Regions from separate parts of the Mus musculus genome. Here all the other regions are linked to region 1. A link is a loop called in an ENCODE intact Hi-C map of the cell type or tissue named here. Cell type or tissue: heart. All regions are shown on one strand. Region 1 holds the start of Sinhcaf (SIN3-HDAC complex associated factor). Region 2 holds the start of Dennd5b (DENN/MADD domain containing 5B). Region 3 holds the start of Resf1 (retroelement silencing factor 1). Region 4 holds the start of Ipo8 (importin 8). Region 5 has its middle 18 kb from the start of Dennd5b. Region 6 holds the start of Caprin2 (caprin family member 2). Region 7 holds the start of Amn1 (antagonist of mitotic exit network 1).

The links. A loop is a pair of places that touch in the nucleus more often than their neighbours do. Peaks named below come from ENCODE experiments on the same cell type or tissue, not always from the same donor. Only the 100,000 strongest peaks of a DNase experiment are listed, where the experiment ranks them.
Region 2: it touches region 1 in a loop (2.9-fold over the local background); 16 of 42 quality-filtered maps call a loop at or near these places.
Region 3: a loop joins it to region 1, with 5 times the contacts of the local background. A loop is called at or near these places in 4 of 42 quality-filtered maps.
Region 4: it touches region 1 in a loop (4-fold over the local background); 2 of 42 quality-filtered maps call a loop at or near these places.
Region 5: a loop joins it to region 1, with 4 times the contacts of the local background. A loop is called at or near these places in 10 of 42 quality-filtered maps.
Region 6: it touches region 1 in a loop (4-fold over the local background); 3 of 42 quality-filtered maps call a loop at or near these places.
Region 7: a loop joins it to region 1, with 4 times the contacts of the local background. A loop is called at or near these places in 2 of 42 quality-filtered maps.

The regions. Positions count from the first base shown.
Region 1 is chr6:148,944,856-148,948,855 of GRCm38, reverse strand. It overlaps Sinhcaf (SIN3-HDAC complex associated factor), which reads left to right and starts at 2,386. Exons shown (of 6, transcript NM_019643.4): 1 at 2,386-2,564. It overlaps 3010003L21Rik (RIKEN cDNA 3010003L21 gene), which reads right to left and starts at 3,999. Exons shown (of 2, transcript NR_144294.1): 1 at 2,436-3,999; 2 at 1,727-1,919. RefSeq lists a cis regulatory region at 2,202-2,208 and an enhancer at 2,189-2,223. In heart, no CTCF peak of the experiment used is centred here; DNase peaks (open chromatin) are centred at 2,345, 3,035 and 3,785; H3K4me3 peaks cover 2,393 bases; H3K27ac peaks cover 2,509 bases.
Region 2 is chr6:149,099,280-149,103,279 of GRCm38, reverse strand. It overlaps Dennd5b (DENN/MADD domain containing 5B), which reads left to right and starts at 1,600. Exons shown (of 21, transcript NM_177192.3): 1 at 1,600-2,097. The coding sequence starts at 1,971. In heart, a CTCF peak has its summit at 2,407; DNase peaks (open chromatin) are centred at 1,659 and 2,529; H3K4me3 peaks cover 2,862 bases; H3K27ac peaks cover 1,884 bases.
Region 3 is chr6:149,307,202-149,311,201 of GRCm38, reverse strand. Resf1 (retroelement silencing factor 1) reads right to left here and starts at 1,788. Exons shown (of 5, transcript NM_026054.3): 1 at 1,298-1,788; 2 at 825-880. In heart, a CTCF peak has its summit at 1,730; a DNase peak (open chromatin) is centred at 1,701; H3K4me3 peaks cover 2,508 bases; H3K27ac peaks cover 2,094 bases.
Region 4 is chr6:148,829,738-148,833,737 of GRCm38, reverse strand. Ipo8 (importin 8) reads left to right here and starts at 2,271. Exons shown (of 25, transcript NM_001081113.1): 1 at 2,271-2,574. The coding sequence starts at 2,491. 2610017A05Rik (a long non-coding RNA gene) reads right to left here and starts at 2,118. Exons shown (of 2, transcript XR_869626.1): 1 at 2,030-2,118; 2 at 624-873. In heart, a CTCF peak has its summit at 2,189; a DNase peak (open chromatin) is centred at 2,207; H3K4me3 peaks cover 2,152 bases; H3K27ac peaks cover 1,250 bases.
Region 5 is chr6:149,117,982-149,121,981 of GRCm38, reverse strand. No RefSeq gene overlaps it. Among named protein-coding and RNA genes, the nearest start is that of Dennd5b, 18 kb to the right of the region's middle. In heart, CTCF peaks have their summits at 1,880 (motif pointing right) and 2,795; DNase peaks (open chromatin) are centred at 1,971 and 2,841.
Region 6 is chr6:148,894,224-148,898,223 of GRCm38, reverse strand. It overlaps Caprin2 (caprin family member 2), which reads left to right and starts at 1,987. Exons shown (of 19, transcript NM_181541.4): 1 at 1,987-2,206; 2 at 3,068-3,287. The coding sequence starts at 3,111. In heart, a CTCF peak has its summit at 1,894; a DNase peak (open chromatin) is centred at 1,983; H3K4me3 peaks cover 1,928 bases; H3K27ac peaks cover 1,399 bases.
Region 7 is chr6:149,186,473-149,190,472 of GRCm38, reverse strand. Amn1 (antagonist of mitotic exit network 1) reads left to right here and starts at 1,761. Exons shown (of 7, transcript NM_001113424.1): 1 at 1,761-1,867. The coding sequence starts at 1,830. In heart, a CTCF peak has its summit at 1,670; a DNase peak (open chromatin) is centred at 1,702; H3K4me3 peaks cover 2,001 bases; H3K27ac peaks cover 1,815 bases.

The DNA.
Region 1 (4,000 bases):
GACCAGGCTGGCTTTAAACTCACAGAGATCCATCTGCCTCAGCCTCTAGAGTGCTAGAACTCCAAGTGTGTACCATTATACCTACACTAAAGTATTATCTTTACTTGACAGCAGTGGTTTGGGGAGAATGCAGGCATTTCCTATGATGTAAACAATACTGTACCTAATAGTGTCAAATTATTTGTCTTGCTTTGATTCCTTGCTAGTTGCACATTATAGTAACTTAAGTAGCAAAATAGTGTAATTGTTTTGTGTGAGGTTATAAAGTCTTTAGTTTTTGTTTTTTGTTTTTTGTTTTTTTTTTGGTTTTTTTGAGACAGGGTTTCTCTGTATAGCCCTGGCTGTCCTGGAACTCACTTTTTTAGACCAGGCTGGCCTCGAACTCAGAAATCTGCCTGCCTCTGCCTCCCTGAGTGCTGGGATTAAAGGCGTGTGCCACCAAGGCTGGCTGGAAAAAAAATTCTTTTTTTTTTTTTTTTTTTTTTTTTTTTTTTTTTTTTTAAACTTTTTTTTTTTTTTTAAGATTTATTTATTTATTATATGTAAGTACACAGTAGCTGTCTTCAGACCCTCCAGAAGAGGGAGTCAGATCTCATTAGGGATGGTTGTGAGCCACCATGTGGTTGCTGGGATTTGAACTTCGGACCTTCGGAAGAGCAGTCGGGTGCTCTTACCCACTGAGCCATCTCACCAGCCCGGAAAAAAAATTCTTAAAGCTGTAAAATTTTATTACCTAAGGACAAAGATGTCAATTAAAGTTCACTATAAGCCCCCAAACTCCTTTTAGGTCAAATGCAAAAACTGTAAGGTATTTTAACTTGCAATAAACCAATAGGAAAATTTAAAAATTCAAGTATATTTTATAAGCAGTTACTAAGAATCCATCATGTGGTGAGCATTGTTTTAGGTGCCTGAATACAAACATAAGGGAAAAATCTTTGCCTTTAAGAGTTGTATTTTAGTGACAGTTGTCAGGTTTATTTATTTTACTCCTTTACAGGAAGAGTGTTACAGAACTTTAAAAAAAAAAAACGTTGAGGTCTTCACAAGTAGGTTTAAACTGTGTTTTAGGAATTGGCTATTGAATTAAAGTAGCATTTCAGAAATATTTGTTTGAATCTGCATACAGCAAAAGCAGTGAATCTTGTCTTTTTTTTTTTTGTTTGTTTTTATAGTTGGTTTCCATACTTTGCAGCAAAGGACCAGTATCAAGTTTTGGTGAAAAAACATTCTCTTTCCTACCTATCCTCCCAGGATCACTGAACCAGGTGTTATGGGTCGCTGGGCTTAAGGAGTATCACAATTATATTTTCATTTCTTACTTTTTCATCTGAAAAGTTACTTAAGCGTCTTCCTCCTTTTTCCTCCCTCCTCATTGTCTGGAACCTCCCTATTCTTTGTTTTCTCTAGATTACTCCCTTTCTTCTACAATCACCTCCCTTTTAGGTTTTCTTTAGAAACATTTTGATGTTCGATTATCGTATATTCCACAAGGAATAGTGTGTATTTTGCTTCCACTTTCTCCCCTCACAAGTGGTTTTTCTGGGCAGAGGAGCTCTTCACGGCTGGAGGATTTGTGTGTTTTCAGAAAGTGGCACCATTCCCACGGTAATTACCACCATGAAATTCGCAGAGGCTTGAAAACTTCAGTTCAAGTGAGCAAAGCAAAACCACTCAGTTATGGGTTGGGTCATGTTTGAGAGGGACAAGACGGAATTACTGAATGGACCATTTCAAAATGCGACTTTATTAAACAATTTATCATCAAAGCCCCAAAGAACGAAAACTCTGTTGGAGAATTGAAATTTTAATTTGTGTGTGCATGTGGTGCGCGGGGCGAATTTGCAGAAGTTGGTTATTGCCTTCAGGTGATCAGACTTGAAAGTACCAGTTGAGCAGTCTCACAAGCCAGGCAGGCCCTGAAAGACAAAATGTAAAGCTCACCTTCAAACAGAGTTTAGGAAAGGCAGGAACAAGTACAAACTGAGTGGTTCCACGACAACTTTCTCTGCCACCTCAAGCCAGAAACTGGGCATAGGTGCGCGAATGCTGCAAAAGCAGCTTCCAGAACTTTCCAAGCTCAGTAGCTTCCTAAGGGGTGCCATTCGGTGAGGACAACGCTCACCTTTACACCTTTCGCGTCCTGCCACGCCCCCGCGTCGCCTCCTTTTCCCCCGGGGGCTGGGGAGGGCGTTTGTTTACGTGACGTTGCGGAGTAGGCAGGACCCGCCCCCGTCCCCGCGGGCCGCCGCGTTTCCCGCGCCTCGCCGCTTCTCCCCTTAAAAGGACAATAGAGGCCGCGGGAACGCGCGCGGACGCCCTGCCCTCTCCCCGCCCAGCCCGCGGCGCGCACGCGCCCGTATGCAAATCAGCTCGATTCAAGAGAATTTGGTCCCGGGAGCCGCGCCTGCGCAGAGGGAAAGCGGAATCTATACCTCCGTTCGCGGTAGCAACTGAAGAACTGCTGGAGACAATCTTTCTGGACTCGGCGCTGGCGGAGGGAGTGCTTGCAGGAGGTTGGCCTGGTGCAGTTTGCACCGTGGGGACGCTGCTGCGCGTGGAAGGTGAGTGATTCTAGTCCGGACATCGGTGCAAAACTGTCTCCGAGGTTTTGTTTTCTGTGATTTTTTTTTTTTCTTTCCTCCCTTTACCTCCCCCGCCTCCTCCGTCCTTCCCATACACAAACACACAGGAAGTTTTGTCTTGGAGATGGCATTGCGGGGAGCGCTGCCCTCGTGCTCTCCGGACTCCAGATTCTTTTGTACAGAGGCGTTGGAGATGCGCTTCTTAATTGAGGAGGATATTTGAGGTAAACCGAAAGTCAGGGTGTGGGGAAAGTGAGTGCAGCGTGGAAACGAACGAGCTGCGGCGGACTTGCATCCACGCTGAAAGTGACAATGACTTTTCTAGGTCGTAGTGTTTCCTGCAGACCCGGAGAGCAGGGTCGGGGTCGCAGATCCCGTGTGGGCTCTGCTCTGGCCAGGGGCTTGGGCTCCGCGTGCACCCGCGTGTTGCGCTACCCCGGCGCTCGCGACGGTGTTTGCACGCGGGTGAACAACAAAGCCGGAGCTCGGAAACTAACTTGCCAGTTCCTGGAGCCGGCGGCCACACAGGCTGAAGGCAGCTGGTGAGGGCCAGCGCCGGGATGGCGCGACGCACGCGGCGTGGCGTTGTTGGAGAAGTCCGCAGGGACGCGGCTGCGACAATGAGCGCGCAGCACGCGGTCTTTGCACTCGGCCGGTGCCGAGTGGTCTCTGCAGCCCAAAGTTCGCTGTCCGTCTGGTCACCTGTAGCGTGGGTGCGGGCGACACGGGAGGGGTGGCCGTGGCCCGCGGCACCAAACAGTGCGGATGAAGGCGGCGGCGCGGTCCGCTGCTTGAGGCACCCAACTCTTTTTTTTTTTTTTTTTTTCCCTTTTTGTTGTGTGTGCTTCACCTGACAAGCCACGTGCTTAGGGCCGCGACCGTGCTACATCTCAGTGTCCAGCTCGGAGTGAGCCGCGGGCTGCGGTCGCCGTCGGGGCTGTCGGGAGCAGGACAATGTGATTTCCTGGTGATGGCGTCTTGCCAGTTTCCAAAGCACAGCGAAAGTCGCCAACTCGCAGCATATGCACGGCGGCGGGGACCTCTGGGCGTTTCTCATCCGGGACTCCGCAAAAGTTTGGCCCCAGGGACCAGTGGCTCAGGATACCCGAGCTCGCGTGGGTCCCCGGGCGCGGGTCCGGGTCGCCCCGACGTCGCCGATGCCGCCGGACAACAAAGGGCCGCGTGTGCCCGAGCGGCGCGGGCCGGGCGGGGCGCGGGGCGGCTTTTGTCCCTTAGGTCCTCTCGGAAACTTCAGCGGCGGCTCAGCGAGGCTGTGTCCGTGGGGGCGCCTCGGCCTGCGGGTCACCCATGCGGAGCGACGGAGCGCTGCTCGGCGGGACGCACGCGTGGCCGGGGCTCCGAGGCACGGGAGGCCGCGTCTGGGAGGTCCGTGCATCCGCCTTTGAAGTGGAACT
Region 2 (4,000 bases), 150 kb before region 1:
AAAGCTCACCTATTCTCCATAATCAACTCTAATGAAACCCATAGATCAGAAAATTGCCTTAGCAGATAAAGACTCCCCACCAAGACTGACTATCGGGGTTTTGATCTCCAGGACCTACATCATGGAAGGAGAAAACTGACTTCTGAAACTCATTCCCTGACCTGTACATAAGCACAGAACCCCCCCCCCCACACACACACACATACATACACACACACATACACACACACACAATGTCATTTTAAAAAGTCTTTAAAATTAAAATAAGTTTGGTGAACTTATTTGATCACCAAAAAGGTTAAAGAAATGAAAGCAGAAGGAGTTGGTGTGAAAAGGAAGGAGATCAGAGGGAATGGGGTGGGACAGGGGGTACAAGAAGGTTATAAAAAGATATGATCAAAATATGTACATGAAGCTGGGTTGTGGTGGCACATGCCTTTAATCCCAGCACTGAGAAGGCAGAGGCAGGAGGATCTCTGTGTGTTTGAGGCCAGCCTGGTCTACAAATAGAGTTCTAGGACAGCGAGAGCTGTCACACAAAGAAACCCTGTCTCAAAAAACAAAACAAGAAAGTACATGTATGGAAATGTCATGATTAAATACAGTATTCTATATATGTTAATAAAACAAAACTAAATCATTACTGTTTACAATTTTATAAATCAGTTACTGCTCAAATGAACAGAAAGCATGTTTCTTGATTAGCACAAACAATAAATCAGTTTTCTGCTATATTTGACTAGCTTAGAATCTAACATCCTGCAAGAAGCCACCAACAAAAATAGAAATACTCAGTAAAATATTTTTATGTGTACTCTGTATAATAGAAGCAATAATTGCATAACATTAAATGTCCATATACATTACAGATTTCAAAGTTGGTTATTTTCCCAGTAGCACCATCCTGATACTACCTAGATTATCATCATTCTTTCCTTCACTAAAATATAAATGGCAGGTCAAGTGGGACCCAAGGTTCTATAGATACTGGAAAGAATGAACCAGGAAGCATAAATACTCCCCATCCCAAGTACAATCCAGCTAAAATGGTAAGAGAAGTCATTTCAAGGGTTCCGGAAGATTATTGGAAGGTACGATAGAAGCTAAGAGTCAATTACCCAGGTTGTTATTTACCCTCCTCATTTTTGTGTGTGTTGAGATGGAGTCTCACTAGGTAGAGAGGCTCATCTCCAACTCCGGATCCTCCTGCCTCAGTCACAGGAGTGCTGGAATTATAGATGTGAGTCACCACGTCCTGCCGGGGACTAGGATCTTAAAATGGTTTAAGCATCTGCATGACAGTTTAAAAATACGGTACAGACGTTGTGGGAAATGACCTCAGCGTGCTGTCTCCCTTTTCCAAAGCTACGTTATTGTTTAGGTTGGGTTGGGCGACATCCTCTCTGGAAGATACGATCCTGCTCTGCGGCTCGTGCTCAACCGACTGTTGGGGGCTGCACCGTGCAAGAGAGGTTTCCTCAATATTACCGCGGGTGGGCACGCACCCAGACGCGCCCCCGATCCTCCGAGCTCACTGGTGCGCGCCCCGAACCGCGCGCCACCGAGCTCTGCGGGCGCTCCCGTCGCGCAGCGCGGTTCAGTTGACCCGCGGGCGCCAGACGCTGCGCTCCAGCGGGCGCAGCCGCGGCGGCGCGGGCCTCCCTAGCTGACACTCCCCCTGCGCGCCCCTCCCCCGCCGCGGCGGAATCCCGCCCGCCCTCCGGTCCGCGCGCGAGCCCGAGGCCGCTTCCTCGGTACCAGCGTCTAGAAGGATCCCGGCCGCGGCGATTGCGCGGCCATGGGCGCGCCGGGCTCGTCCTAGGGTCGCGGCGGAGACCGCAGTCGGAGCGCCGCGGTGGCCTCCTCCGCGAGGGAAGCCTGCGACGCTTCTCAGCGAGGCTTCTCATCGGTTCACGCCGGAGAGCCTCCTCCGCGAACCCCAGCGACGGTCGCACCGGCAGCGCGGCGGGATGAGCGGTAGCAGCGCGGCGCCGGGCCCGGGCTCGGGGTCCTCCCCGGCCGCCTGTCGCTTCGCGCACTACTTCGTGCTGTGCGGGATCGATGCGGACAGCGGGCTGGAGCCCGACGAGCTGGCGGGTAAGGCCGGGCTGGCTTTGGAGGCGCTAGGGAGGCGAGGTGCGGGCTCCAGACAAAAAGTCGGCGGCTATAGCCGCGCTCCGGCTAGATGGGCACTCGTGGGCGACATAATGACATTGTTGTTAATTCCGCGCTCTGGCTAAGCCCCTGGGTGTTGGGTCCTTGTAACCGGCGCGGGTCCCCAGAGGGCCCGACCCTCCGCTGCTCGCGGGTGGCTCATGGTGCGCGGGACCGGGCTGTGCAGTGGTTCGTGAAGTTTGGCCCTGGCGGCGGATGCGGTGGTCGGCAGCTCCATGAAGGAGTCGGGACCGCGGGGCTACGGTGAGGTCCGCTCGGGCAGGAGGCCCAGCGGGATCGACCCCGACCGCTCTGGGTCGGCGCCACCCCTCCCCCTGGTTCTGCGATGACGAGCGAGTCACCCTTTGGAATCCTGTGGATTTGGCAGTGCCAGTGCCGCGAGCTAGCGAGGACCTTTGGACGCTTGGGTTGCGGCCTGATGCTTTGTTGATACCCCTGCCTGGTTCCTGAGTTGATGTAGTTGGACAATCCTCCCCAAGAGGGGCGCGCCGTGAATCACTGCCGAGGTGTCACTGGAGGAGCATGGCCCCCATTTGACGGGTTTGGTGACGCAGTGCGGGACTGAGCTGGGGAACGTACCCTGGGAACCCGGGCAGTTGAAGGATGGTAGGGACCGGGGAATGCGAAATGTAGAAAGCAGGCCGGGGAGAAATGACTGACTGAATTTTTCATTCCGCTTTCCTCCTTGGAATCTGAATTGTGATTTTTTTTTTTTTTTTTTTTTTTGGTAAGGGTGAGACACATAACGCCTACCACCAGAACTTTATTTGTGTCAGTGCTAAACACTTAGGTCATAGCCTTTCACAGCAGCTTTTTTGGAATATACCATCCCAGGTTGATTGCACTAGTATAGATTTTTTTCTCTCTTCCTTTGAGGAAAGGGCTGGGAAGAATGTATTAAATAATAAATGATAGTAAACAAAACGGGTCAGCCTTTACTAATACAGTCTCACGTCTTAATTGAGCATATTATTAAGTCAGCTTCACAGTAAAATGTTAACAAAAACTAAGTATAGTTTTAGAGGAATAATGAAATACCAAGTTTTCCCTGTATGTATAATTATATAATCCTACTGTTTCTTCAGCTAAGATTTCATGTACATGTTAAGAATAGTATAGTTAAGGGACATGAAGTTGCAGGGGGGGGGGGTGTCTGCAATAGTGATTTTGGAGAAAGAGTTTTTTTGGGCTAGTAAAAAATATATTTTTCTAGGACTCCTCTAAACAACTAGGATTTCTTGGGCCTTCTATGACAGGTGAATGATGAAATAAAAAAGCCTGTATTTGCCCTTTCCATTCACCTCAGTCTTCATAAAGCAGTATCTCCTATTGTTCTTTTGATTGTTCTTATTGTATTACTACTTAGAAGAGAAAGATTCTTGGGCCAGCGGAATACTCGGCTCAGTGAAAACATGCACTACTCTTGCTGAAGGAGGACCCAAGTTTGATTCTTAGCACCCAGATTAGGAGGCTTATAAGCACTTCTAGTTCTAGTTCTAAAGGAGCTGACACACTTGGCCTCTGAGGGCATTTTCTCTAATACACACACACACACACACACACACACACACACTTAAACAGTATAAAAATCTGAAAAAATATATTCTGTGCTAGTAATATAATGAAGGAATTGTTTTTAATTTTTTTTTTAGATTTATCTTATGTGTATGAATGTTTATGTGCATGTCTGGTGCCTTCAGCATTTAGAAGAGAGTGGAGGGTGTTGGATTGTCTGGAACTAGAATTAGGGGTGGTTGTGACCCCTGCATACTAGGAATTTACAGATTTAAGGTTTAGGAATCATACAGCTATTTGGCAGGTGTTT
Region 3 (4,000 bases), 360 kb before region 1:
CCATAGCCCTCGTAGGCAGAAAAGGCTTTCTAACAGGTTTTATGGTCATGGACTGGAACCCTAGAGATCACTAAGTATAAGTGCTTAAAGACATGACTCAATAGTTGTGGCCCTAAAAGTGGTCCCAGCACTAACATGTGGCTATAACTGCCTGTAACTCCAGTTCTAGAGGATCCAGGCCTTCTTCTGAGCTCTACACACCAAGCACACAAAACTACACTTACATGTGGGCAAAACACTTACGCACATAAATTAAAACAAGTTAAAAATAAATAAGAAACAGTCCCTGGTACTACATTCCCACCAAAAATAAGAGCTAGCCTCTGCCTAGGTAACTTTAATTCACCAGCTACCATAATCTTTTCCAGGGTAGCAATCTGGCTGAGTTCTATCTCGAACACTGCCAAAATTCAAAACAAAACAAAAAATGCAAAAATCATCTCTCCTCTATCTCATGAAGGCAAAAAATAAAATTGTTAAGTACCATACCAACAACATTATTTCTTAAGCTTTGCCATCAAATCTACTGTGTCCCATTGGATCTGTGACAGTTTTGTTTGGTGATAGTTTTTTGAGTCTTTCACTATGCAGTCCTAGCTAAACTGAAATTTGGTATGTAGATTAGGCTAGCCTTTAACTCAAAGATCTGTCTGACTTGGTCTCCCAAATGCAAAAATTGAAGGCAAGCACATGCTAGGCAAGTTCTGTAGGTTTAACTAGTGTTGATTCAATGATACTCTTTATTCTAAAATAAGTTAGTCCACGGTACAATGCAAATAGTCATCCAGTAGAACCAGGATAGGCTTTATAAAAGGCAAACTTACCTGTAAATACAATTTTACCTTTTAATCTCTTCCACAAGGTATTCACGCCTCTAATTCTATGAAAATCAAGAAACAAGAAAGCAAGAGTTAAGGTCTAGTACATTTCCCTTACAGTGTCATTGAGACCATACTAAGTTTACTGAATTTATTTCAATTGTGCTAAAAACAAAACTACTGAATTAGGCTACTCTCAAAATATTCCCTGCCACTAGAATTCAAGCGGGCTTCTCCAAGTCCACTACTGCCCTTTAATACCAAAGCAAAAATACTTCTTTAGTAATTTTAGTGGACTGATAAAAGAGAACCTGATGGGGGCTGAGTGGAGCAATAACTAAGACCTTAGTATATCTGAATGGTAACAAGAAACAAACTTAAGATTCCCCTTAACTGTAACACACCCAGCAGACAATTTAAATCCCCACGCAAGTTCTGTAGTTGGCCTACTGAAATGCAAGCCAGCTCACCCACTTTACCTGTTTTTCCATTTTTCTAGGAAGGCACTCTTAAGTACCACAAATGCAAACAGATTCCAAGATGCTGCGGGCCGCGGCGCTCACACAGGCCTGGGCGCTCGAAGGCGGAGCGCAAGGCAATTCCGCTGGGTCGCAGGGGGGCCAAGGAGCGGAAGACCGAGACAGAAAGAAACCGAAAAACAAAACAAAGCTCTGCTTCTCCTTCCGAAACCGGAAGGGACGCTTAGCTGCAACAAGCCCGCCTGCTTCTCGGGCCAACAACCTCAGACCGCGCCCGCCCGGCGCGCAGCGACCCCGCGGTACAGCGAGGACCCGGGCGGCGCCCCTCCGCCGGGACAGAGGTGGCGAAAACCCAGCCCCGAGCCCAGGGGGCCGAACAAAAGCCCGATCCGAAGCAGACCTGCCGCCCGGCGGGTGCTTACACGCCAATAGCAAGGGACGAGGCCTCTGCCAAGCGCAGAGCGCGCAGAGGTTTGGTGGCAGCCTTCGTTGGGGCGGGTCCAGCTGGGTCCCCACTCCGCCCCCGAGCGCTTGCACCAGGGCCGCGGTCCTAGTGCCGGGCAGGTGTGCCTTCTACAGTCTGAGGGGAGAAAAAAGCTCAGCCTTGCACCTAGAATTTATATGAGAATCACCTGAGGGTGTAAGACCCCCAGGCCTTACAATCATATTATGATGGGTCAGCAAATCAGCAGAATATTTTTAAACTCATTGGTCAGCTACCAATGTCGCGGGGGAATTCTGGCAGCAAGGTCAGAGCAATTTGTGGTTTTTCTTGGAATTTAGTGCGAGGCGGGACAGGAGAACTGTTATTATTTGTTATAGTTATTTCTCCGAGAACTGCTAATCTTGTTTTCGCAGCTTTAGACTTGGTCTGGTCATTTTGACTGCTAAAACTATATTTCTACAAGGGCTTCTGGAGTGAAACGTCAAGGGCCAGTGGAAATATATTGTTGGGGTTCAGGAATCGCCACACAAACTGAAAAGAGTGAATTGGCCTGATGGAATTGGGCTCCTGAGTGCAGGAATTTGTTCAATAAATGCTGTTTGCTGTTGCATAGTATTTGAGTCTGGGATATCATTCTTCAGAGATTCATGTTCATATACTAACAAAAGTATATGAACAGTGATCCAGTTAAGCAACTTACTGAACACTTACCCTATTAATAAACCTTCAGGACTGCAAAAAGAACTCAGAAACATAATTATATTCCTAGTCTGCTCTCAGGGTAGGCTTTTTATAGGGAAAATAACAAAACATTTAATGGGCAAGAAGGGAAGCAGTAGGCTTACTAGGCAAAGTATTATCAGCTAACTTTTAAGCTGATTGGTCCTAGGTAAGGAATGGAGGTGTAAGACCTCCGAGGCTTTACCCTGGGTGCGCAAGCCCAAAAACACAACTTGACAACAGATCGCTGCAATGGCAAGAGGTTTATTGTTCTGACACGTCGCAGGGAGGGTCAACCCCAGAGCTCAGAAAGCATAGTTCCTTTATACATTTTGTGGAGGGTTGGACAGCCATATTATGATGGGTCAGCAAAGCAGCAGTATATTTTAAAACTCATTGGTCAGCTACTAATGTTTCAGGGAATTCTGGCAAGAAGGTCAGTTTGTGTTTTTTCTCGGAATTTAGTGCGAGGTGGGGCAGGAGACTTTTTCCGAGAACTGTTATTTTTCTGAGAACTGCTAATCTTGTTTTGGCAGCTGTAGACTTGGTCGGTTCATTTTGACCCCTAAAACTATGATTTCTACAGAGGGTGGTACATGGGTGGTGAACATGAAGGACCCTAAGGGCTTTTGCCAGTCTTACACTCCCTCTCCCCACTTCTGCTTCTCCCTCCCACCTGAGGTCAAGACCAAGTCAAATTCCATTCTCCACCCACAGGAACTTTCTTGAGTAAACAATTCTCAGAAAAACCACAGAATGTACTGACTGATAGTCACCTGACCCTCTGGAAAGTCCCAGATAGAGTTCAAATGCACGTCATGATCTACCCATGCTTTCTAGCCAATAGATTTAAAGGTCAATATGGTTAGCCAATAAGTTTGAACTGTAACCTTTCTGATGTAACCTGTGCCCTTAAAAAGTATAAAAACTGCAGTAGCTGTTCAGAGTCACCTTCTAGTCACTCTCCTTGAGAGACTAATTGAAGGTCGATCCCATCGCACCAGAAAATAAACCTCTTGCTTTTTGCATCTATCTGTCTCAGTGTTGGAGTTGTCTTGAAGTAAGTATCACTGACCGAGGGTGGGGGTCTTACAAACGGGTGAAATTTGAGATAACATGAGTATTATAATCATAACTTTTTGGATTATTAGTAGCATTCTTCAATGTCAGCCACAAAAACCACAGTGAGCTCAAACTCAGGTGCACGAAGGTGCACTGCTTGGTGATCATCTCTGACAAGCCATTTTAGACATGACAATCCATATTGACCTTTGATTTAACAGGTCCTACCTAAAGTTTTGTGGAATTTCTTAAGATTAACAAACATAACAGGATGTGTGCTCAGCATGACCTTTCTCTGAGTCAAGTTATTTTTTTGTGTTAATGACTGGCAGGAATATTATTAGCAACAATATGAAATCGCTGATAGGCATGGAAAAAAAAGGGCTACAGCTAGTGGGGGCAGGCTTCAACAAAGATAAGCTGTTGATGACCTCATTATCAATCTGCAAATGAAATGGCAAAATGTTCTACAAAGT
Region 4 (4,000 bases), 120 kb after region 1:
AAAATAGAGGTGGAGTTTATGGAGCCAGACTCTGGAGAAGATGGGAGAGATTCCATTCAGGATGTAGGGAATGAGGTGCACAGGTACACAGGTGAATCTGGGAATGGGTGAATGGAGCTGCCAGGGCTTTGCTCATTTTTGTAGTTTTTTTTTTTTTTTAAGATGGAGTGGGGTACCCGAGAAAAGTCCTGAAGGATTCAGAACAGGTACTGAGGGAATGAGAGAATAGTGCTGGTTAAAAACAAGGAACAGGATTGATCACTGAGTATGAAGAGAAAAAGCTGTATTACAAACACGTGTTCTTTCCCTTAGACACACATAGTGTTATCAATGAGCCCAATAGGTCAAAGGTACTCTTCAGTAGTTGAGTTGGAAAGCAGGAAATGATGTGTAGTCAGGAATGAATAGTTCAATAGTAGAGGAATGAGTGAGTTGGAGAACAAGTGTAAAATTTTAAAGGGAAAGACAGGAGAATAGGCTTTAAGTAGAAAAGAGGACATTGAAGTGAGGCTCATGGCTGGAATACCAGCACTTGGCTGAAGCAGCAGGATTGCCCCATGTTTGAGACCAGCCTGGGCTATGAAGAGAGATCTTGTATCAAAAACAGTGAAAAAGGCTTGTAATAATTTTTTGCAACCTACTTTAATAAGAGTTCACCCTCTCCTTTAGCCCACCATCCAGCAGAAGTAGTGGAAGAGAAAAGTTATTAGGGTACGGGGAGAGTGAGCCTGTTCAGCAGTATTTCTTTGTGGGTGAGCTTGATCTTTCTCAGTAGTTCAGTCCTGTAGCAATCACCAAATAAGACTCAGCAGCTGCAGACCAGTTCTCTAGGCAGGCAGACACTAGGCAGGAACCAGAAGCTGTTGTTCAATCCTGAAGAAATTGCCAGGTTCACCAGCAGAAGCTACTAGCTGCTGCAGGAACTTCACAAGCAGTTCTTGGACGAATTTTTCTCAGTGCTGGTGTTACCACAAGTTGAACGCAACAATAGAAGGCTCATAGAGTGTTAGCAAGGCAGAGCAAACCAACGCTCATTGCTTGTTTCCCACTGTCTTTGGGGGTCATATTTATACTCCTTCATCAAGCATCCTTTCACGTGTTTGCTATATCAAGACATCCTTTCACCTGTGTCTGCTAGAGGAAAAACTTTTTTCCTGTGTCTGCTCCAGCAAAATATCCTTTTACCTGTGTCTGCTTTAGCACTGACATCCACCTGTGTGCTCCTGCAAACCATCATTTGACATAACTTTCCAAAGAAACTAGATGTTTCCACTCAAAGGTCTATTAGAGTTGATATCATAAGTAAAGGAAATTGGGGGTGCAGGTAGCAAAGGTAACATTTCAAATTGAAAATGCATTTTTCATTCTGATGGCTGTGTGCATAATGGACTGAAATGGGCATTGCTGGAAGCAATCAGTCATATAGCATACATCCTGTCTCATTTTCTACACTGTTCTTAAATTTAATTGAACCAATACATCGTAATTATATGCTCCTTGGAGGATCACATCTCAGCAGCATTTGCCCACAATCATCTTTACTTTATGTTTTGTATGCTTTGCAGTTGTAGATGGAAACAGCATAACCCTTCTTGCCTTTCACAGTGAAAGTCTGGACATTTTGGGCACTTTTGGTCATATAGTTTCCTTGACTACTGCATTTTTGTGTTTTTACACTCTAAAGAGAAACACACACACACACACACACACACACACACATTTGATTATCTATTAGATTTTGAGTTTTCATACATACAAACCTGCATTAAATTTTATCTTGTTATTATAACATGGTGCCTGTCTGTAAACATTTTTAACAAATGTTCAAAGAATGAATGGCAGGATAAAGGGTGGCGCTCAAACATTAAAGGAAACCTCTTCTGTAAGCTACGTAAGTTCAGGATTCCAGTAAGTTTGTCTTGAAACAGCTCAGTTGTGATGTTCAGAGTTCTCGAACAAAAAGTACCACTCCCTTTAGATATGCCTAATTTGCAACAACTGTAAATAGATGCCAGGCCAATTAACTTACTTTGGTCACACCAGTGGGTGGACAAGCTAGGATTTCCGTACCGCATCATGGCGGCCGTCTGCGGGAGTCTGGTGTTTGGAACAAACTTGAGCGACTTCCTGTAGCAGCACCGCTGTGCAATGAATGCCGGCTCCTGAGACGAGCATCATGGCGTCTCTGGCGGGTGCTGGTCAGTGCAGCACGCCAGGGGAAGAGGCAGCCGTAAAGGAGTCTCCGTTTCCTCTTCCACCTCCCACCGGCTGTCGTAAAAGGTGAATGGAGAGAGAGTTGTCGGGGGGAAGGAGGGAGGACAGGGGGCGCGGAGTCAGAGTGGCGCAGCAAGTAGCTGCAGGCGGTGGTGGCAGCGGCAGGGGGTGGGGGTGAGGTGGTCCCCTGAGGTAGAGGGGGCCAAAAAGGGCCAGGAGACATCCCGGCTGCAACCCGGCCTGCTGGCTCTGGGACCCGAGCTCCCGCCCGCGGACATGGACCTCAATCGGATCATCCAGGCGCTGAAGGGCACTATCGACCCAAAGCTGAGAATTGCAGCTGAGACGGAGCTTAACCAGGTGAGCGAGGGGCTGCCCCTCTTTCTCTTTTTCCTACTCTTCTCCCTTCTCTCCCTCTCTCCTCCAACCCCAGCCTGAGACCAGGACCCCTGCGGAGCAACTGGAGCACCTGTTGGCTATCTGTCCTTTTCTTGGTGCACTTGCTCAGTTCTCTTGGACACATAGCACAAAGAAGCTACGAAACCATTGATAGTGGTCTTTGGGTGTGTTTTCTTTTCCTTTAATGCGCTTACGTGGAGACGCGGTGGGAAAATTCACCAAAGCTAAGCTAGCTTTTCTCCGGACCCGCCCTTTTCAGGTGTTGCTGTCGGAAACCCTGCCCCTCGCCTGCTTCTGGCGGTGGCAGTGTGGATCATGGCACAGTATTGCTGGAGCGCTGGGCAGCACTGTCCGAGAGAGTTCTAGGAAGGGCACGCGGTTTCCCCGTACCATTTCAAAGACTGGGCCGGCCAGTAATACAATATTTGAGGCATTTCTTTGGAATACTGAAATGTGTGTGACTTTGCTTTAGCTGCTTTCCATTTTTCTAAGCAGTCTAGACATTCATTGTTCCAGTGTTACTCTCGTCTTTTTTTTTTTTTTTTTTTTTTTTTTTTGTCCATACCATACTTCTCCCTCCTCCTCCTTTTTTTTCTTCCTTTCATTTCAGAGACAGGGTCTCACTGTGTAGTTCTGGTTAACCTGGAATTCTGTGTTAAACAGGCTGGTTTGGAACTCATAAATCTGCCTGTTGCTTCTGCCTCTGCCTCTAGTCTGCTGGGTTTAAAGGTGTGTGTTACCACATCTGGCCCAACCTTTCAGAATTGTAATATCACAAGCTCTGGTTCTGCTCATGTAAGAGGGACTATCATCCTCTTACTAAAATGTACAAATTAAAATTTCCTTACATGGCTTGACAATTGAGCTTGCTACAAGTGTGAAGGGATATTCCTTAATTAGTGGATCTTGAGGGGTTGCTAAGACCAGTGGCCTATGCTTCTCTGAAAACGGTTGGGTATGCAAATTATGGGCTTCATCCCTGATGTAAAGAACCTGAAAACCTGGGAATAGAAACAAGTTTGTGTTTTAAGTGGCTCCCCAGGCAATTCTGTGCCTCCTGAAGTATAAGGATTCTTCTTGGCCAGTGTGTTTGCCCTAGTAGAGGTTTGTTTTTGTTATAAAAGATGTTTTGAATCTTGAAAGAGAAATATTAACTGACAATCTGTGGTGTTTGAGGGACACGTGAATCCAGGATCCTCAAGAGGTAAGAACGAAAGTCGAGACCCTGTTAATATCTATCTGGCTCGGCTGTAGAGTGTTCAACCAAGAATTCCTGAGGCCTTACCTATGTGATTTCCAACTCTGCTCAGTCCTGTAATCCTAACACACACAAGGTTTTGTTGAATTGAATGGCCAAAAAGGATGCTTTGATGTCTCAAAAAGGAAA
Region 5 (4,000 bases), 170 kb before region 1:
GTTTGATGCTAGTCTAGAACACTAAGTATGACCCTAGACAAAAGAAAGAGAAAGAAGGAGGGAGAGGAGGAAAAGAAGACAACCTGCTACTTAATGTATTTAGTTCAATGCAAATTACCATGTGACCTTTGGACTATTAGACATTCAGAATATAATCTGATTTTTGTTGCCTCTCTAATGTAACTTTTCAAATACTTTCAAATGTAGTCTTGGGGTTAATTGACTAACTTCATTCTTTCAAGAGCCTATAGATTTATTCCAGTCAATGCAGCCCTGGTGGCTTTTATCTGCTGGAACAGATGATTTACCCCTTTGAAATCTGGAATACCAAATCTAGCAATCTGACCTCAGAGTTGTTTTGCATCCTCCTTCCTTCTTCTCTCCCTACCTTTCCTTCTCATCATATATAGTGTTGAGCTTCAGGGGCATTTGTAAAAGATTACCTTTATATATTTTGTGTGTGTACAACCTGGAATTAAACTCGGGTTTTACAAAGGAAACACTATCCCAGAGAGCCATCTCGCCTGGCCACTTTCTTAGATTGTATAAAATTTTACTAGCAGGGAAAAATAAAACATTTTATCTCCTTGTGAGATCATCAAAAAACATTTTAACGTAATGAGCACTTTAATCTATAAAAAGTTTCCTGTCAGGGAATATAGCTTAGTGGTAGAATGCTTGCCTAGCATGCACACGTACACAGACACTGGGTTTGATTCCTAGCAACACAGTCTTACACAGACTTACACATTAACATCCTTGTACACAGATTTCCTAGAGTCAGGTTGGTCTATTCTACATAGTAAGTTTCAGCTCAAGCAAAACTACGTAGTGAGAACCTGTCTAAAGAAAGAAGAGGGTCAGGAAGTTGAGCTTCCTGAAATATCCCTTAATTTTGAAGAATGTTTTAATTGTAGAACTCTCTCCATAAATGGAAGAACACTGACTCTTTCTCCCTATCTTTAGACTTCAGATTATGTCAAAATTAGGACCTACAACTATTTGTAAGTTGTACTTTTCTGAGATTGTGAAACTTTAATCTTCCATAGGTCACAGAGAGTATTAAACTAGGGTGGTATTCTCAAATTACTGGAAGATATCAGTTCTTTATTATCTTTGTTGAGAGAGGATTTCACTGTGTAGCCCACTATCTTTGAGTGTTCATCGGTCTTTCTGCCTCAGCCTCTTGGATAAGTTGTCAGTCATTATGATTCAGATTGAGAAATCAGAATTCCCCAAAATTCTCAGCCATTCAAGAGAACCCATAAACTCATTTTGAAATACTTCAAAAATTCTTCCTATTTATTTATTATGGGTATCTGGAGTAAATTTATTTTGAAGGTAACACTTGTAATCTCAGCAGAAAGCTGAGGCAAGAAGATCAGGAATACCAGGGTAGCCCGGGTAGTCATATAACAAGATTCAGTTAAAGAAGGAGGAGGAGGGCTGGTGAGATGGCTCAGTGGGTAAGAGCACCCGACTGCTCTTCCGAAGGTCCAGAGTTCAAATCCCAGCAACCACATGGTGGCTCACAACCATCTGTAACGAGATCTAACTCCCTCTTCTAGTGTGTCTGAAGACAGCTACAGTGTACTTACATATAATATTAAATAAATCTTAAAAAAAAAAAAAAGGAGGAGGAGGAAGAAAAAGAGGAGGTGGTGGCATCAGCTAAGGAGACAAGGTTTGGTGGTAAGCACGTTTTCCTACTGTGCCTCCAACTTGCTTTGTAGTCAAGAATGATCTTGAACTTCTGATCCTCTTGCTACAGCCTCCTGGTATTGGTATTGTAGGCCAGCACCAATGCTGTGACCTTAAGATGCTGGGACTCTAAAATGCCTAGTGGAGGAGCTCATTAATAAAGCTGTTGCAATGCTCACAATAGCCAGGAGAGGGGGGTATTTATTCATTTATGTAATTCACACACTCTGACTCCTTTTAAAAAGTGTTTATTTTTACCACAGACCTCAGCCTCTGCAGCTGCAACGGTTCCATGAGATGGGCTGTGTTCAGCAGGTGGACATGTGTCCTCCCTGTTGTTACCAACCTAGATCCTAGCAGAACAGTAGTAGCTTTTTCATGTGCTTCTCATCCGTAGCCATACCATTATCAAGTAAACACTCAAGGTCCCTCAGATCAAAATGAAGGGTCTGGGTGTGGAATAGGTATGAAACAGGATGATTAATTTTGTAGTTTGGCTACTGTTACAAAAACTCCTTCCCTCAAATGCTGTTGCCAAGAGAGAGGCTCAGTCAGTCTTCACTGTGGTTATCTGTACTGTCAGGATCTGTGCAGAGGGAGTAAAGATGTTTTCCAACACTGAACCAATTGTGACCTCAGATTGATCCAGATTTGCACCCAATTTTACAACTCACGGGCTGTCTGAGAATGTTTTGAACTCTTCCAGGCCTCATTTTCCCTACCTGTGAAACAGCTGAAAGATAGTACTTTTTATAGAAGTTAGAGGGATTAAATGCAATGGTATATATAAGACAATGCAAACAATCTTTCCATCATCTTAACTATCTGCCTTTACCATCATTTGTCAGAGCAAGCCACTGGAATCACTAGAAATTCACCAGCAGGGCTGAAGAGTATTAACAACGTGTGCACTAGCTAAAGCTCAAAGGAGCTGAGAGATTGTCTTGTACTTCTGCATCTTTAAACTTAAAAATCCAGACTTAGTAAAGAGAGACTTTTATCTAAAAGTAACATTTAGAGGGTCAGGGAGCCTCTGCAGTAGAAGAGCGCTATTTCAACAAGAGACTATGGAAAGGGTGTGTGCTGATCTGAGAATAACCCTGAGGCCAGTTGTCCTCTAGGGACACTTGTTGACTCAGACTGAGTGTGGGCCAAGGTTCAGGGGCCTGGGAAGAAAAAGGGCTTAATCAAAGTTTGACTAACAAGCACTTTGCTCCTGGTGATCAGTGGAACAAACAACTCAGCTAATCATTTATCATTTATCAAAGAATTGTGAAGCCTCCTGTCTGTTCTTGTCCTAGGCAAACAAAGAGGAGTACCTGAAAGGCGTACTAAAGTCCTACAGGAAGGGCGGGTCTTTGAAGTAAGCTGTTTTCCAGAAAATGGATTGTGGAGGATTTAAAAAAAAAAAACAAAACTGTTTTTTTAGAGTAACAGGGACTAAGTAAAACTTGAACACTGACACTACCAAATTTTATATTTCCTGTTTCACATGTTGTATTTTAGATAAAGGATGAAATGCAGGTGTTCACTGGACCTAGAGACTCTTGGATACAAGTCTGTCAAGAGCTCATTCATGCTTCCCTGGCAAACTTGTCTTGTTTGGAACAAACTTGCTTGGCAGCAGGTTCTTAGTGTCCCTTTTTGATCCAAAATTAGATCAATGGTAAATAAAACTTGTGTTTTGTTGTTGGTGGTGGGTTTTTATTTGTTTTCTTTTTGTTTTGTTAGTTTGGTTTGTTTTTGAGACAGGACCTTATCTGTGCCTTATCTGTGCTGTTCTCAAACTTACCAAACCAAGGAAGGCCTTGAATTTATAATCCTACCTCCATTCTCCCCAGTGCTGACCATAGCAGTGCACTACCACACCTGGTTTACAAAGTGCTGGAAATAAGTCCAAGTGTTTGTGTTTGCTAAAAAAGCACTCAACAGGCTGGGCTAACTCCAGCCCCAAACAGCTTAAAATGAGCAACACGGACACAAATGCTGACACTTCAGTTTAGTTGAAACAAACCCAGGTCCTCTGGAAGAGCAGATAGCCCTTTTAACCACTGAGCCATCATCCAATCTCCAAAATTAAATTTTTAAAAGGCCAATGAACCAAACAAGGTCGTTGATTTTATTTTATATTTTATATAGTATTGGGAACTAGATCCCAGGGTCCTTGATTTATTAGGCAGGTTCTTGTTCAGTGTTCTATTGCTGTGAAGAGATCCATGACCACAGAAACTCATAAAAGAAAGCATTTAATTAGGGCTGGCTTACAGTTTCAGAGGTTTAGTCCTTTATCTTCATAATG
Region 6 (4,000 bases), 51 kb after region 1:
GGCATGAAAAGTTGAGAGTTTTTCCCAATTCATTCTCCTTTTTTGTGTGTGTATGTCATTCTCCTTTTTTAATTTTCAGAAAACACTGCTGCAACATTATTGTGGGGGTATTCTCTTACTAGTGTTATTACAAGCTTATACAAACTATACCCTTATTGCAACTGAAATTTAATTATTTGTGCTTTTGTATTTTCTCTTGATTCAGCCTATGTCCCATGTTATTAAATAAATTAACAGATTTATTAGCAATTCTCCCATTGAGTAGTTAGGATTATATCTCAATCTAATGGCCCAAATGATAGTTATGGTAAATCTGGAGATTCAGGCTATCCTCAGACTTATAATCTTCCTGCCTCGGCCTCTTGAGTGCTGGGAGTTGTGTGCCTGTAAAGGTATGTGCCACAACCCCTGGTTGGAAATATTATTTTTGGGTTCATTATTAGCATAGGCCAACAAAGGCATATGCAAATATAAATGTGTCAGTTCAGTTATCTGAAGGTGTGCTCATCACAGGCTTCATGGCCACTCTGTGTGGCAAAAGGTAAGTCTATTGGTCAGTTCAGCAGCCTGTTCTTTCTCTAGTTATAAATGAGGAAAACAGACAACATAGTGTTTGTCTAATATTCAAGTTGCAGGTATAGTTCAGAGATTCAAAGCTAAAATACAACATTAAAGAACATAATAGGACAGGGAGGAGAGATGACTCAGTGGTTAAGAGCACTGGCTGCTCTTCCACAGGCCCTCCCTGGGCTCAATTCCCTGCACCCACGTGGTGGTTCACAACTGTTTATAACTCCAGTTCCAGGGTATCCAACACCCTTTTCTGACCTACAGCAGGAACCAGGCAACCATGTACATAAACATACATGCAGGTAAACATGTAATAGGTAACAAGAAGTGCCAAAGCCAAGGTGATTTTTGGGTGGTCTTGTCCAGACTTTCCATTTATTTACTTGATTATGCTTTTGACTGCCCTGTTCTAAATAATTACCCTTGCCTCAAGGATAGGACTTAAAACCAATTCTATTTGGTAAAATACTTGGGCACAAGTTTTAATTTATTAACTTTATTATTTTATTTAGTTTATGAGGTAGTGTTTTTTGTTTAGGTCTGTTCCTGCCTCCCTGGTATTAGGGAGTAATCTACCCCTAAAACCTCATTTGATACAGGAACTACCACCAGTCCTTCAGAAGCTGACATTCTTCCTGTTTTCTGTTAACTTTATGCAACCCAACAAATAACTTTTTTTTGTTGTTGTTTTTTTTTTCTTTTTTTCGAGACAGGGTTTCTCTGTGTAGCCCTGGCTGTCCTGGAACTCACGCTGTAGACCAGGCTGGCCTCGAACTCAGAAATCTGCCTGCCTCTGCCTCCCGAGTGCTGGGATTAAAGGCGTGCGCCACCACTGCCCGGCCCAACAAATAATTTTAACAACTCTTTTAGTGCCAATGAAATGAATTGCTTCATAGCGACACATAGCCTTGGCGCATACCCTCCTACTACAAAGGCTGCAGTCATCTACTCTGCTGCTCTTACAGGCTGAGTCCTCTGACTCATTCTACAATGAAAAATCATCTGTGGGGCAAGGGTGCTCTTGTATTTTAGAAGTGCCCATTTAAACCATTAGAGCCTGAAGGCTGGCTTATCTGGTCATTCTGCGCAGGACTTGCTGCCTCTTTTCCAAGAATTGAAATCATCTGCACCAGTGCTGGCTGAAACAAGCGGGCCCATCCATGCTACCAGGTGCAGTATCTCACACCAGCCTCAGGCGCAACAGAGAAGCGCAGGGAAGGTACGCGCCAAGCGCAGGCTTGCAGAGAGGGGCACCGGAAAGGACCTGTCCCTCGCAGGTCCCGGGTACCGGAAAAGGGCGGACTGTGGTGGTCTAGCGCACGAGAGGGGAGTGGGAGGGGACACCGGAAGGCGAAGCCTCCGAGGGGAGCTCGCGTGCTAGAGGGCGGGGCAGAGGACCGGAAATAGGCGGGATTTGGGCGTGGTCGCGCCGTGCGCGGCCTACATAAGTTGCGCGCGCCTTGAGGGGGACAGCTTGGGCGCGAGCAGCGGAGTTGGCTGGGTGCACTGTCGGCGGTGGCCGCAGGCTAAGCTGAGGCGGGAGGAAGGGACGCGGGGGGAGAAGGGAGTGCGGGGTGGAGTTCGCCCACTTTGCAGCGCGCAGGACTCCCGCGCGCTTTCGGAGGCAGCCGGGGAGGTGAAGCAGGACGGCGGCGGGGTGGGTGGGTCTGCGCGGCCGCGGCGGGGTGGAGAAGCGTGGTGCCCCAGCATTCTGGGGTCGGGCTTCTCAGCGGCTTTGCAGAGCGCTCTGCGTCTGGTGGGCTGCGTGGGCCCTTAGACTGTGACCCTGACTGGGGCTCCTCTACTCGGGCCCTTGGGGCACTTGAACGAGCAATGGTGTCCAGGGGCTGTCTAGCTCTGGTCTTGCTCCTTACGGGCAGGATTTCTGAATAGAGTTGAAGTGTCCGACTCCTTGGTTTCCCGGTTCCTTGGTGCGGGTAGCGGAAGGCTTGCCAGTATAGGAGTGAGTGATTGTGAGTTACTGTAAACACAACTGGAAGCCACCTCGGCGTACAGTTTGTGAGACTTGGCAGCAGTGTCCAGGGGGATGCACTTGGTTAGGTCCTGGACAGTCAAAGAGTGTTGTCATTTAGTACAAGAAACTTGGTTCACGTAGACTTTGAGATAGCTTGAAGTTGTGGCTGCAACCCTCACCCTCCGCCCCCGACCATAGAAATTATTCAGAATGAGATCAGAAGCCTTCCGCTTGCTTAGCAGTTCTCCATGTGGGGAATAGAACTTCTGGAAACATTCCTATAGTGTAAATTTTGCCTACGTATAGACTGTCTTTATTGGCTATTGCTTGTGTCAATTAACCTTAGTAGGGGAGTGGAAGTACGCTGTCTGAATCAACGTTATGTTTTGACTTCATTTCATTTTAAAGAAGCTCCTCGTTGTGCACCTTTAGTTTACATTGGTACTTAACTCCTCCTGCCCCCATCCTTTAGCCTCATCTGTTTCAGTGGTGCAACTCTCTCCATCCCTTTTCGGTTACCAGTCACCTTCAGGCCGGCCATTCAGAGGAGGGAAAAGTGGGAAGTATGAAGTCAGCCAAGTCCCAAGTGAACCAGGATCAGCAAGGGGAAAACCAGCGGGCTCTGAGCCCCCTGCAGTCTACTCTCAGTTCTGCTGCATCTCCTTCCCAGGCATATGAAACCTATATTGATAATGGACTTATATGCCTTAAACACAAAATTAGGAACATCGAGAAGAAGAAGGTAACCTTTCTACCCCTCCCATCCCTGAGTGTGCATTACCATAAGCCAGGTTAAGGATTCGACATTCTTTATATCAGAGAACATAGATCTTCTTGCAAGTTTAATCGACCTTGAGACTTAGTTGCCTGGGAACAATTAAGCATCCAGGCTAAATGTTTGCTCTGTTTGCCGACACAGCTGAATAACTATTCTTCACACATTGCTTTTGAAATATTTGAAGAGTTGGCTATTATAGGTCTGATGCATTTCTTGAGTTATATTATTGTAGCTTAGATAAGGAATAGCTTGATAGTTTAGTTCGTTTTCCTTGTGACTGTAGCAAGTGATACAGCAGTATGGCTGCTGCAGTCTCTGGAAGCATTTTACCATGAGCCAGAAAGTGTTTCAGCATTTATTATTTTTCCCCACTGCTAGATACCAGTTTAAGATTGGTGAAAGTATTGTAGACAGCTTTGTAAAGAGACTTGGATTCTTACTAGCCTAACATCACAGTTAGTTGTATGGTAAAGATTAGATAATTTCTTACTTCCTGAGTCATTTAGCCTGTGATCCAGTCATCCCAGTTCTTTGGGATGCATTGTTGGGTCGAGATTCTCATCTGCATTTGACAGATAAAGCTGAATAAGTATCTGGATCTATATTGTGCTGAAAACCTAGTAAAACCTTAGGAAGGTTGTTTTGTTTTTGTTTTTTGAGTCAGGGTTTCTCTCTAG
Region 7 (4,000 bases), 240 kb before region 1:
TACTATTGTTTTTGGGTTTTTTGTTTTTTTGTTTTTTGTTTTGTTTTGTTTTGTTTTGGAAACAGGGTTTTTCTGTGTAGCCTTGGCTATCTTGGAATTCACTCTGTAGATCAGTCTGGCCTCAAACTCAGAAATCCACCTGTCTCTGCCTTCCAAGTGCTGGGATTAAAGGCATGCACCACCACTGCCCGGCTTGGTTTTGTTTTAAAAGGTTGCTCTGTCTTGTCCTTCCCTGTCCTGCCCTGCCCTGCCCTGTCCCACTGACAGTTTGAATTCTGAACCCAGCTGTTTCCCTGATATACTAGTTTTATGAATAAATTGTGTTGCCTGGAACTTGGTTTTCATAGTGAATTATTCCCAAATTCTCAGACCTTAACATTCTGATCTGAAAAACAGGCCAAAGAATTTCAATTTAGAAGGATTATAATGAATATGACCTGTTGGGGTCCATGAATAGCCACACGCTGACCACTTGGACACTAATCTCAGATATGATGAAAGTTTATTGACTACTTAATTCAGGCTTATCGATTAGGGACATAGAAAGGACTTGGGAACCAGACTGTGCTACCTAGGGCAGACTGGTTATAGGAAAACCAAGTGCAGAAGACATTGTAAAGCCCCAGAGTATCATTACCTGCCGGGAGACACACACCCCCGCCCCCCCATCCGAAGTGAAATGAGACTCTCAGATCCATGCAAAAGCAAGAGGTTTATTTTTCTGGTCCGCTGGGATCGACCTTCAGCGGTCTCTCAGGCAAGAGACCAAGAGACCGGAGGCGACCCTACATACAAGCACCTTTTATACATTTTTAAGCCTATTACAGTAACAACACCTAAGCCCTTGGTGATAAGTTGTTAGGCTGACCTTTTGGCTGATTGGCTGGGCCAATATCAGATCATCCTGGGAGAGTAACTTCGTTCCCCAGAGGGCCCAGGTGGCCTTCAGCCAGGACGTTGTATGATTTTTCTGAGAAGTGTTTTGTCAGTCATTTCTGCGAAATCGTCCTGGGGTCGGGAGCGAGAAATTCTCCCTTGAGGCCTAATACCCTCTCCTGGAGCCATCTCAGGGTTCGATCAGAGTCGCTTAGTCTTATCAGTATTATGAGCTGCCCTCTAAGCTGACTGGTACTAAGTGAGATGGGTAAGGTGGTAGTTAGGGGTTTCCAGAGTATTGAGCTAACAGAGCATGAGTATTATGGAGAACGTTATGTCAGCTACGAATAATTACTTCTAGGAAGCACAATCTGAGAACCTGTACTTAATTTCACCTTATGAGCAATATGGAGACTAAAATCAAAATAGCTAGTCATGTTAAACGGAACAGGCCTTAATATGTCCCATTCCTGGAATGACCCAGGACTGCATGGTTCAGCTCTTGCTTCAGGCGCACTCTGTGGAGATGACTACTGCAGTCCTGTAAACCCCGTGTTTGAAGTCGGTGTCTGTATCTGACTAGAGACTTGGTTTGCTTCATGGGACCTGGCATCGCACCAGCAAAAGCAGTGACCTGCCATTAGCCTTTGCCTGGACAGCGACTTCTGGCGACTCTTGGGCAGGAGAAGCAGTAACTGGCAATAGCGGGCAGGAAGAACTACAAGTCCCAGGGGGCTTTGCTCCCGCTTTGGATGCCTCTACATTTTGTGCCAGTTAGTTCTGAGCAGCCCTCAGTTCTGCCCAGAGAGAGCGCTGAACTTCCTCTTCCGCTCCTAATGTGGCCACGCCCCAGGTCCAACTCTGTGACGTCATTTAGGTTTACCAGTCCTGCGCGACCGGAAGTTGGTTGTGGAGGGCCGCAACTGCCGTCCAGGCTTAAGAGGGCTTCCGCGATGCCTTTGTCCGGAGTAGTCAGTCAGCTCCTGGAACTGTGAGTCCGCCCCAGCTCCCAGTCCCTTCCCTCACGTCCTGCTGGCTCCTAGTCCTTGTCCCGGCTTTGTGTCTGGTCTCTGAGGACTGTGGTGCACCGTGGGGCTGGCGGCTCCACCCGATGGCCTGTCTCAGGTGGGCGTTGAGGGTGAAGGCAGAACAAAAGAAACCTGGAGCCAGGCTGGACCAACAAACCTCCACTAATACCGGCGTGACTCGCTAGCTTTGGGACCATGAACAGTAACAATCTCTCCCGATTGTACAGGAGAGCTTTCTAAAATTCGGATAACAGTAGGGCGTGGCAGTTCACGCCTATAATCCCAGCTATCCGGAAACTGAAACAGGATTGCCACAAATTCGAAGCTAACGGGGTAATGTTGTAATACACACGCATACCCAAGCAAATCGCGTATTAGTACCTGTCTCAAGGAGTCTTTGTAAGAATCAGCTTAACATATGTAAAGCCCTTAATCCAAACACTTCTTGAGAATTCAAGTTGAAGTTCAAGGCTCTTCAGCCATATAGTGAGTTAGAGGCAGGCTTTAGTATTACTTGTTATTTCTATTTTTAGAAAGAAAAACTATTAACAGAAAAGCAGGAATGGTTTAACAATTGGAAACTACAAAGACTACATTGGTTCCGTTGTTGACTTAACAGTACATAAACAAATGTTATTTCTTGCCTAAGTTCCAGCTTTTTCTTCTGTATTGTTTTGTTGCTATTTATTTTTCCTTGAGACAGTCTCATGTAGCCTATGCTGGCCTAGAACACATTGTGTGTGTAGCCAAGGATAACTTTAAACTTCTGATCCTTCTTCATTCATTTCCTGAATGTTGAGATTACAGACACACACTATATTATTCCCAGTTTACCTCAGCCTCCTGAGCCCGAGGCAAGCATAATGCCAACTCAGTTATATCCCCAACCCTTTTGTTTTGAGACAGAATCTTATGTAGCACAGGCTGGCCTCAGACCCACAATGTCAGGCTAACCTTGAACTCTTGAGTCTTCTGCCCCAGCCTTCCAAATGCTGAGATTATAGACTTGAGTTATCAGCACCAGCTTTGGCTTTGGCTTTTTGAGGACAGGGTCTCATGTAGCATAACAGGCTAGAAATTCATTGTGTGGCAAAGGATGTCCCTGAACTTCAAGATCCTTCTTGCTTGTACCCATAGAGTTCTGGGATTGCAAGTATGCCACAATTGTTTGTGTAGATAGAACTTAAAGCTGACTTACCAGAAAGCAATTTGACAATATTGTTACCATACCACAGAACAATATGGATGCTTTTCTAAAGGGAAATAACTAAATGAGATGTCCAATGTGAAGCTTATAGCCATTACAAAGGGTGAGAATACTGAAATGCTTTTAAGGTTTTCACAAGAGATTGTTGAATGAAAAGGACAGTAGGTACTGAGAAGTAACTATTACCGGAATGCTGTTTTAGGAAACTGACACCTCCCTTCTCAATACCCTTCAATACCTTTATTATATGTTTGTGTGGGGATGTGTATGCAAGCACAAGGGAAGAAAGAATGTGTGTGTGTTTGTAAACAGAATTTGTGGTTGCTTGACACAGGTATGAGTTTCTCAGATGGCCAGAATTTGAAGCCCTAAAACATGTTGGTTACATTGCTTTAAAAGAGGCTAAAGAAGACTCTACCTATTCTGGTATATTGGCTGGTTTTGTGTGTCAACTTAACACAAGCTGGAGTTACCACAAATAAAGTTCCTCAGTTGAGGAATTGCCTCTATGAGATCCAGCTATAAGGCATTTTCTCAATTAGTAATCAAGGGAGAGGGCCCAGCCCATTGAGTGGTGCCATCTCTCTAGGCTGGTGGTCTTGGGGTCTATATGAAGGCAAGCTAAGCAAGCCAGGGGAAGCAGTCAAGTAAAGTGGCACTCCTCTATAGCCTCTGCATCAGCTCTTGCATCCAGGTTCCTATGTGAGTTCTAGTCTTGACTTTCTTTGGTGATGAACAGCAATGTCGAAGTGTAAGCAGAATAAACCCTTTCCTCCCCACTGTGCTTCTTGGTCGTGATGTTTCATTGCAGCAGTAGAAACCCTGACTAAGACACCTACCTGGCTTGTTAGGTTTTGTGGTGCTAAGTATCAAGTCCAGGGCCTTACAG